Linked DNA regions of Homo sapiens: region 1 is linked to region 2. The links are chromatin contacts, found by Hi-C or POLR2A ChIA-PET in ENCODE. All regions are on one chromosome and are shown on one strand. The core of a region is the stretch at or near the end of the contact, and the rest is flanking DNA. Distances in the headings are between cores, read along the strand shown.

Region 1 (4,900 bases), core at 1,881-4,380, 35 kb before region 2:
CAAAGACAGGCAGCTGGCTCCCAGGAAGACCACCACTTCACACGGCTGGGTGTTCACAGGCACTGTGCTGTTCCATTAGAGCAATGCGGGCTGGGGGACAAAGCAGGGAGGGAGGGCAGGGAGAGAGGAGAACTAATGACAGGCATAATGCTAGGCACTCTGCTAATTAATTCTCTTTCCTTCCCTCTCTCTCTAATTTACCCCCAAGCAAAACGTTCGGTGCACAGTTAAAAACAGTGGTGAGCTGAAGTGGGCTGATACCAGCTTGTGAGAGCCAATCATACATGTCGTTTTCCAATTTCATGTTTAGTGTCGTCATGGCAGTAGCTTGAAATCAGCCATGGTGGAAGTATTTACACCAAGGAAATGGGCAAACACTACAAATCAGGCTTTTTGTTTTTCTTTTGTTAAATATTTACTGGTACACCACTGAATAAAAACGGGCAAAAAAGTGAAGAGTGAAACCACCTGTAATGCCACCACCTAGTGATAACCACTGTTGACATATTAATATATATCTCTCCAGATTTGTGATGTGATAACGTTATCTTAGTTAATCTTCATAATGAACCTGCAAAATTGTCAACATCTCCACTTTCCAGGCAAGGCAACTATAGTAAAGTAATTTGCTTGCAATCTCACAGCAGTGATTTGTAAAAAGTAGCATGAGATTCCCGGATACTCTGACTCTAAAGCCATTTCTCTTTTCTCAGCAAAATGCTTCTTACGTAGAACAACATCCCATTTCACAGATAAGAAAACCAGTTTGGAAGGGCTTCCTGGATGACTAACAGGCTGTCCTGAGGCTCTGAAGGGGCTGTTGGCCTGGGCACTGGCCTGGGGTCAGAAGGTGAGGTTGGGAGCAGAGGGCTCATTGCTGAGCCTTTCCTAGGGTGAGTGTCCTCATCTCTGAAAATGGCTAACAGTCTCTGCTTCATGGGGTTGCTGTGATGACTCCTACACACTGCTTGGCCTTGTACCTTTTTCCAGGAGGGACTCAGGAGAGAGTGTGGAGAAAGCTTTCATCATTACCTCTCTTATTTTTAAAAGTTCACTAGTTCCCTCCAACACAGAGTCCTTGCTCCTAAGGACTCTCCCCCATGACATTTCACAGCAGACTTAGGAAGGCTGATCCCTCTGACTGCAGAACTTCATGTGTGTGTATGTGCACATGTGTACACATGTGGACAGAGGAAGGCTGAGAGCCACTGGGAGGCATCTCTAGGCTGTGGCTGAATGCCAAGAAAACATGTGCCCAATGAAGACGGAACTTTGTCCAAACACAATGTACAACCATCTCCCAAAGAGACAAAGCCAGACCTGTCTGCTTTGCCCTGTTTTGTCACCACAAATGGATAAACTGTGGATTAGATAGAGTGCTAGCACCACCACAGCATTATCACAGAGTGATCTGGTCACCCCCTGGCCTGATCACAGGCAGGGAGGAGGCAACTCCATTAACTCCATCTTTCAGATGAGAAAACAGAGGTACATTGGCTTCTGGGTCAATATTTTTAGTTTTTGACCCCAACCCGCTATAGACATGTAGTCATCCATCCATCTATCCATCTTTCCATCCACCCACCCACCCCACCCATCCATCCACCTATCCATCCACCCATCCATCCATCCATCATCCATCATTGAAACATGTGGTGTACACGCTGATATTTTCTGTTGTTCTATTCATTTCTTCTTATTTTACTCTATTCTATTTCATTTAAAAAATGCTCATTCAGCTCCCTAAATTAAGTTCAGGACTGTTCAATGGGTTACAACTCAAAGTTTGAAAAACACGCTTCAAGGCACTGTAGTGAGAGGCTGAGCAGAATCTGAGAGTTAAGTTGGGATTTAAAGTGGTCTGAGCTGGTCCTCAGTGGTCATCCAAGAGCCTGAAGCCAGAAACTGAATCATTAATGCCATTATGCTGCAGCCAGCTAGTACCAGCTCACAAGAGCTGAAAATGTGCAATTCTTCCCAACTCTGCATTCAGTGATGCCATGTTGGTAGCTTGAATCAGCCAAGGTGGGAGTATTTACACGATGGAAATCGGCATCCACTACAAACCAGGACTTCTTCCCGCAGAGAGCTGGTTGTTAAAACATTTACACCAGCACTTCGCTGACTAGTGTCCCCTTCTAGCATCACTGCTTCCTGGCTCGATTTCTCCAGCTATAAAATGGAAAATTATATTCATCATGTACCATACTGGGACGCAGACAGGTTTTATGAACTGAACTGAAATGGAAATCATTATATTAATTTAAAATTATGGTTACCGCATCAATTATTGACCTAAGAACTTATGCCCAACAGAGCCAGGTAAACAAGTTGATCACCTCCTGTGTCAAATGAGGCTATAAATTGTCATGGGTGGGGTGGGGGATGGGGAATTAGGTTACTGGAGTTCTTTCCAATGTCTATTGACTTAATGCTTACTCATTAAAGATTATTCAGGAGATTACTCACAGATCAGGCTTGTAGCATTAAATCAGGTCTGCTTATAAATTTATCACACTCTTCTCAGTGCCTCTGTTTCGAGCAAGCAGCCCTCCACTTCCCTTACTGAACTTCTGGTACAATTCCCATTCATGGCAGAGTCCATCACATTCACGTTATCAGCTTGGTCTGGCACTCAGCCTGCTTCCCAATAGCACTGAGGTTCTCCCAGGCCTCTGTCCACTCTCACAGCCTTCCTCCCGCTGAAATCTGCTTCTCACACCCCCAGGTGGCAGAGGAGGGAGGGATGGAACAGAACTCAGTTGTGACGTAAGGAGACACAAAGTTTGGGACAACAGAATGGTTCCTACAAAAGTAAAGTACTAACTGACTTCCCAGTGTAGTTGGTAAAGTGCTTCTGAAGTCAACACTGAAAAAGAAACTGGCAGCATGGGAGCAGCGTTTTATTCCAGATAAACAGCCTTCTAGAGAGAACACTTTTGACAAGCAAAGTCATGTGTTTATAAACTTTAGTTTATATCCAATATTCACTTTTGAAAATGGTTACAGTTAAGGAAAAGGCAGGGTGACATCTCCAATTCTCTATTTACACAGGACTTGTTTCTAAGATGGGAAGACAGCTGGTTTTGTGGATTCAGGATCAAGCTAGATGCTGCGTGCCTTTGAATTTGCCCCTGGATACCTTCCAAGGCTCGAGACTTTGACATTATGAAGCAACAACTGGTGAGAGCTCAAATGATGAAAACCTTAAGAGAGACTAAATAAGGCTTGATTCCTCCCTTTTGCAAGCAGGAATTCCAGGTGAAGCACCAGATGTACAGAGAAGCTGCAAGAAGCAGACACTACTTTGAAGGCAGTCGGACAGCCTATTGGCAATCAGTGATATCTACGCTCACCATAGAGAATCCCACGGTCGGAAAAAAGAAGACAGCAAAACAGACAACCTTAAATTCTAGTTTCTTGGAAAAAATAACACAGCTCCTGAAAATGGCCTTAGATTTCAGGGTTGTGAAACTACCTCAGTCGCTATAGGAATTACAAAAATGTCAAGATGGCATACGCTATAATGCTATAGCTATTAACATAATTTTATATAATTTAAACATTATGCTTTTCATTTTAACTTACTCTAAAAGGTACTGTAATGAAAAAAATTGGGGCTGTATTTATGTTAATTTAAACATTCCAAGCTCTTTCCAGGAAGGTAGATGTGAGCTCTACCTAAAAAGTAAGTCTTAGCTGGGCGTGGTGGCTCACGCCTGTAATCCCAGCACTTTGGGAGGCCGAGGCGGGCAGATCATGAGGTCAAGAAATTGAGACCATCTTGGCTAACACAGTGAAATCCCATCCCTACTAAAAATACAACCATTAGGTGGGCGTGGTCGTGCGCACCTGTAGTCCCAGCTACTTGGGAGGCTGAGGCAGGAGAATAGCTTGAACCGTGAGGCGGAGCTTGCAGTGAACAGAGATCGCGCCACTGTAATCCAGCCTGGCAACACAGCAAGACTCTGTCTCAAAAATAAATAAATAAATTAATTAATTAAGTCTCTGCTCACTGGGAGGTAACTGGACCCACAGATCTCGGTAGGACCTACGGATGTGACAAACCTGTGACAATGGCCAGAGGACCAGGTGCTATTGATCTTCCTTGGAAAACTATCAAAAAGCTGTGCTGGTGGCTGACAGTGGTTTTGATCTGTGGGCTTCTGCTTACATGAACTCAGACAGGCCAAATTCCTGAGAAGAACAGCAACTGTAGTTCAAGGATATGTGATTCACTCCAAGCAGATTCAAATCTGGACATAGAATGGCTGGTCCTAAGAGTCTTCCTTTCCCCTAATAATCTTTATGCACTTATTATACTGTATTTATTAATTTTTCTTTTTGCTATCAGAGTTTTCAGTTGCATTTTAATCACTTAACGGTGCATGGAAAGCTTAAGGCAATATACAAAGATGTTTCTCCTTTGCTCTGACAGAATGATTTTATTTGTTCCCCAATTCTAAAATCTCCTTAAATTCATAGAACAAAACAAGTTGGTGTCTGAAAATGACCTCAGACTCGACATCTCCTACTTCCCCAGCAGAATGTTGAGCTCCCCTCTAGGAAAATGTGATCACTTTCTGTTTCTCAGATCTCTGGAAACCAAGGGCTCCATTGTGAGAGATTCAAAATCAGTGAAATCTGCAAAGGGAAAATGAAGGAAGAGAACTAGAAAAGCAAGCAGCAGCGGTGAGCTCTCCAGCATCACTCCAGCATCAAGGGGAGTGAGCGTGCGGGTGCGTGCAGGCGGCAGCAGCAAAGCTTTTCTTCTTTTGCAAACCAATGGCTAAAATGACTCCTGGCCTCTTCCTGCCACGGCTAGGCTGGAAGGCATCCCCTCCCTGGCTACAGCCCAGAGCCGGGCCTGGTAGCAGGTCAGTGCTGAGAAACACAAGGG
Region 2 (5,306 bases), core at 1,164-3,663:
CCCCAAGGGTCAGGGATTGACCCAGGCAGTGTGGCCCCAAACCTAGGTTCTTAACTGCCCTTGCCATATTGCTTCCTTGTATGTGGCTCACAGTTTAGGATTGGGGTTTAGAGGGCATAAATTACATTTTTACCGCACAAGTAGTTAAGGAACATGGTATTCAGAACCAAGCAGAGTCCTGCTGATATGGAAGACAGCCAGGTGACATCAATGCTTCCCATCCCTGAAGGACAGGGAGAATGACCTGGAGGAAGCCCAAGGCGTGGAGTTGTCCATAGAAGATCTTGAACCAGAAAGGCTCCAGGCACACACAGCATCTTGGAAAGGGGCTGTGCTTGCTTTTAATCCCATGGGATGAGGAAAATACAACAAAGTCCCAGATAAACCAGGTAAATATGGTCAGGGAGACAGGTGAATATGAATGTAAGAACTGAGGAGGCAACAAAGAGAAATAATGACTACTCTTTATCAAACACATACTCTATGCCAACTACTGTACTAAGCACTTTGTAAGCAATATCATGTTTTTTCCATGCAAAAAGTTTCTGAGGGAGAAACCATTATTATTCTCATTTTATAGAAGAAGAGGCTGAAGCTAAATGCACACAGTCCACAGTTTGTTGGAGGCAGAGCTTAAGGGGAAGAAAGAACTGGTGGGAGAAAAAGTACAGGGTTTGGAAGCTAGAAAATTCACTGAGGGAGATGAGAGCTGTGAGCACTGACAATTTCTAAAGAAGCAATACATGGACTCCACCGGCAAGGGTATTCATGGCTTATGCAATGAGAGCTATTTTCTATGAAGATACTTCTCAAATTATGTCTTCATGGGATAATGCCTTTGACAGGGTAAATGAAAAGCAAGTTTAAATACTAGATAAGCAGTCTTATTTGCTTTTTCACTAGGGAAGATAAGCAAATATGTAGCTCCCAATCTCCAACTTGGAGAAGGCAATCAATACATTTGACAGGCTGCCTGCTCAGTCCTCAAATAGTGAAGTGAAAAAACAGCCATTTCTGGGCCAGGCGCTGTGGCTCACGCCTGTAATCCCAGCACTTTGGGAGGCTGAGGCGGGTGGATCACTTGAGGTCAGGAGTTCGAGACCAGCCTGGCCAATATGGTGAAACGCCATCTCTACTAAAAATACAAACAAAACAAAACAAAACAAAAAAATTAGCTGGGCGTGGCGGCGTACACCTGTAGTCCCAGCTACGCGGGAGGCTGAGGCAGGAGAATCACTTGAACCTGGGAAGTGGAGGTTGCAATGAGCCGAGATCAGGCCATTGCACTCATTGCACTCCAGCCTGGGTAACAGAGTGAGACTTTGTCTTAAAAAACAAACAAACAACAACAACAACAAAAAACCAGCCATTTCCCACTCAGAGAGAAAGCTCCTATGGGCCAGCATGGAGGAAGGAGGGGAAATACTGGGGCAATTTTATGGTGATTTACTTAACGTAATTAACAGCTACAAAACACCCACAAATATACACTCATTGAGAAGATCCACACTACTGCCAGGGTCCCCATCTTCAACGTAACCAAAATCATAGATTTCAGCATGCATTATCAAAATGCATTTACTAAAGTAAGGCTACTTCCAAAGACAGAGGAGAAAATATAAAACTTCCTTTTCAAACTGGCCAAAGACAGAGTATTGTTTACATTCCAAGCAAAATCACAAGCACTTAACAACTGGATGTTACTACGACCTTACAGGGACCTTCTCTGGAAAGAAGAGGTTGAAAAGAAAACAGTAGTTGTTGCAAACTGTGCAAATCAGGTTTTCTAAAACATTCCCTGCAGGAAAGCTGTTGTGGGGCTCAAAGCTTACCCTTTGGGGGCAAGCCTTCTAAGTAGGCAGTAATAAGAAGCCTCCTTGTCACTGGGGACACACGAAGTGGCTCACTCAAAGCTAATAGTGGTAGATGTTACCCCATCCCCCGACAGCCCCATTTTAAAGATGAGGACAAGAAGGCCCTGGGAGGCTCAGTTATTTATCCTACTAGGTCACGACAAGTATAGGAGGTAGATCCAGAAATGACCTGGGGGTCTGTCCCTATAACTGGAGCCTCTATGGCAGAGCTGGAAGAGGGGCTGGAGTCTTTATTTCACTTCATCCCACTCTTCAACTTGAGCAGGGGTTCCATGTTTATCTGTTTTACTGACTCGGCTTTGCCTTAAGATTTTCTTTGGAAAATGATTCTATCCTTCAAACAACAACATCAACAACAAAGACAACGGTTTTGAAAACCACTGCCCCATACCTGTGACTAGAAGAGTTGTTTAATTCCCCCTCCCACCCAGCCCTGCCCCATGGCGGGTGTGGGGTATGGCCATTGATGACTGTGGAAGAGGATAAGATGTCACTGTGTAGGAAATGTTATACATACCTAACGTGTGATTTGGCAGTGGAAGATAACATCTGAGTCATCAAGCAGCCCCACATCAAAACAGTAAATCAAAAGCAAATGATGTGGGAAAACAAATTCCTGTATTCTTACAGAGCCTGTGTTGGGAGGATTCCCATCCCAGGGCTCTTAACCCATAAATCAACAAATCTCTCTCTTCTCTAAGAGGCAGCTAGAACCAACATTCCTGCTTCCACTTCTGTGCCAGGAAAGGGAGATTAGGACAGTGCCTGCTATGCCATGTCAGGTCCAGTGGCCTTCCATGGGACCTGCACTTCCTGGGACTGCACTTCCTGGGACCCCAGCTGCAAAGAGTGTTTCACTTCTGCAGAGCAGTAAGCATTTGAAAAGGCAGGGTTCACAGAGCTGTCCTATTGAGACTTTAGAGACATCTTCAAGTCCAGTGCTTCTCAATCTACGTCCACAGGAGCCTGGGATACCTTGGAAGTATCTCAGTTCATTCTGGGGGCATCTGCCCCTTCTTCAACCACAACAGTTCCTCTTTTTGCGTTTTATACAGAGGGCTCTGTGTAAAGTTTGGATAAAGAATGAGGTGCTCCAGTCCACCTTTACCGTAGATGGGGTGACTGGGGCCTAGAGAGCAAAAGTAAGTTGTGCAGTGTACACACTTGTTGGTGACCAAGCTCCACCCTGCCTGACCAATGCATGCCCTTTATGCTACCCTGGTTACATGAAGAATTCTACTTCAAAATAGCTGTATAAATGCAAATGCCATGTAGTCTCTTCACTGTAGCGAGAAAGGCTGAAAGCACATTAGGCTCATTCAGGAGGTCTCCTAAATTGCTCTGGGAAAACCCTGGGAGATTTAAAATGCCTAGAAAGCAATTTGTTGTAACAGCGCTTCCAAATTTCCAATTTCCAACTCTGTGGGCTGAGCTGGGCAACAGGTGGACAAAATCATTACATAAGGAACATCTGCTGACACCCACTATAAAAAGGTCGTGGCCGAGGAACTATGAAAAGTGCTCTGGGATGCTTTTTGTTAAATATGGCAGGTTGATAAACTATGTCTATCTCTACTCTCTCCTGAAGCCCCACAAAAAATGACAGTAAATTTAATTTTAAAAAGCGTAAACTACCAGAACAATGTGATAGTCCTACAATATAGGAGATGAGAGTAGACCCAAGATGCCAGTAAAATTCTGGATGCTGCTGCAGAGCAGTTGGATAAATGGTAAATGACTTAGCTGAACACAGTTAGTGGGTGGGGTGAAGTGGGGGGCATTGACATGGGCTGATTTTAGCCCCCAAAGCCCAGAAAGGCTACCCTTGAGAACAGGGATGTGGGGTGGGCTAGGCATGGGAAGCTTGGTGGGAACTCTGTATAACCTTCTACCCTGGTATCCTTTGCTTCTTCTCTGCAAAAGACTGAAGAAATCAGAGTTGTTTAAGAAAGGACATGTAATAATAGTATGGCAGGTCATTCAGCTGTGAGTAATACTCACATGATCATAATAATATAAGCCCCTAATGCTGATTTAGTGAGAAATGGCCATGTGACTATATTGGAAGGCTGCATGGAAAAGGGGTGTGCAGTGGGGAGGGCCTATTGAAGAAATAAGCCCTCACTTTTCATGGTGGCAAGTTAGTAGATAATATAAAGCTTTTAAGAATCTTGAGATGGCAGGAAAACCCAGTTACTTGACATTATAGAAGTAAACAGAAAAGAACAGTGAAAAATTTTTTCAAAGTATTTGCATTTGGGGAGTAGAAATTGAGAATAGGGAGGGGATTGCTAATTTTCTGCAATTCGGAAACTCAAGAGCTCTGAAACCAAGTTTTACCTAATTTGGTGACTAAACTGCCTTCATAACAACACCTGACCTGAACTAATGTGAGGCTATTTCTAGTCTTTATTAATCTGTTTAAGTGTGAAGATTACGATTTGCTACAGAAATACCTTATGTGTTTGATGACAGGTGACGCCCCAGACCTCAGTGAGTGTAAATCGATTACTTTTCCAAAGTCTGAATAATTCTGAATTCGAAAACACACCTGCCCCCAAGGGCATTGCAGATGCCCCTGCACCTTCTGTGCACCAACAACTTGGAGTAGTTCTGGCCTCTTCCCTTCCTCCAGTGCTCACCCAGCCACTGCCTGCCTGACTTCTCCACGGAAAGCTTTGAAAGGTGAAGTTTCCACTTTGCATTCAACATGTCCAGAACGGAACTACTGATTTCTCTCCTCCCCAGAGCCTGCTTCTTACACAAGTCTGCCCATCGTAGTTATACCACCATCATTCACCCAGTTGCTTAGACAAAGAATCTAAGAATCTTCCTTGACGCCTCTCTTGCCCACATCCCACCTTTAATCCTTCAGGAAGTAGAGCCAGCTCTACCTTCACAGCTGCTAACCACATCCATTACTATCCCAGCACAAGCCTCCCTTTCTGACTTCCGTGCTTCTACCTTTACCCCAGAAGAGCAGATTCTCCACAGAGCAGAGCTTTTAAAAACAGAAATCAGACCATGTCTCTCCTGATTAAAACCCTCTAATGGCTTCTCACCACACCAGGATAAAGTCCTTACTCCTCACATCACCTGCAAAGCCCTGTATGGCTTGGCTTCTGCCTCCCCCTCTGACCTCCCACCCTATCATGTTCCCCTTCCTGCCTCAGGGTCCTTGGATCTGCTGGTCCCCAGGTCCCCTAGACTCTCCTGACCCTCACTGGCTGTTTCCTCAGATCATTCAGTCTCCCTTGACCACCCACAGCCCCTCACTCACTATCTCCCTGCTGCATTATCTTTTGTTCACTCATCTTGCCCCTACTAGATCGTAGGTGCCGTAAAGGCAGGGAATTCTGCAGTCCTGTTAACCCCTGGAGCCCCTGTATTTAGGGCAGAGCCTGGCACACGCTACATGATAAATGAATACCC

The links. Hi-C counts contacts between places; a loop is a spot of excess contacts on that map. ChIA-PET counts read pairs that join two places held with the same protein, here RNA polymerase II (POLR2A). Pooled maps may share reads with other maps.
Region 1: a loop to region 2 is called in a map of PC-3, with 5 times the contacts of the local background. The contact joins two enhancer-like sites. A Hi-C loop is called at or near these places in 15 of 168 maps with a recorded cell type or tissue (CD4-positive, alpha-beta T cell, CD4-positive, alpha-beta memory T cell, CD8-positive, alpha-beta T cell and 11 more), 3 of 37 single-sample maps with no recorded cell type and 15 of 50 pooled maps. POLR2A ChIA-PET finds 5 or more read pairs at or near these places in 11 of 52 experiments (AG04450, CD4-positive, alpha-beta T cell, CD4-positive, alpha-beta memory T cell and 8 more).

Annotation. Positions count from the first base shown.
Region 1 is chr7:105,792,386-105,797,285 of GRCh38, forward strand. The region is part of intron 2 of ATXN7L1 (ataxin 7 like 1); the gene reads right to left. Among named protein-coding and RNA genes, the nearest start is that of ATXN7L1, 82 kb to the right of the region's middle. RefSeq lists enhancers at 1-536, 2,086-3,285, 4,355-4,855. Within about 2 kb of position 3,131, at least 11 of the 41 ENCODE cell types and tissues checked have a DNase peak (open chromatin) inside an H3K27ac peak, as active enhancers do.
Region 2 is chr7:105,828,123-105,833,428 of GRCh38, forward strand. All of the region lies in intron 2 of ATXN7L1 (ataxin 7 like 1), which reads right to left. Among named protein-coding and RNA genes, the nearest start is that of ATXN7L1, 46 kb to the right of the region's middle. RefSeq lists enhancers at 1,828-3,027, 2,301-2,595. Within about 2 kb of position 2,414, at least 4 of the 41 ENCODE cell types and tissues checked have a DNase peak (open chromatin) inside an H3K27ac peak, as active enhancers do.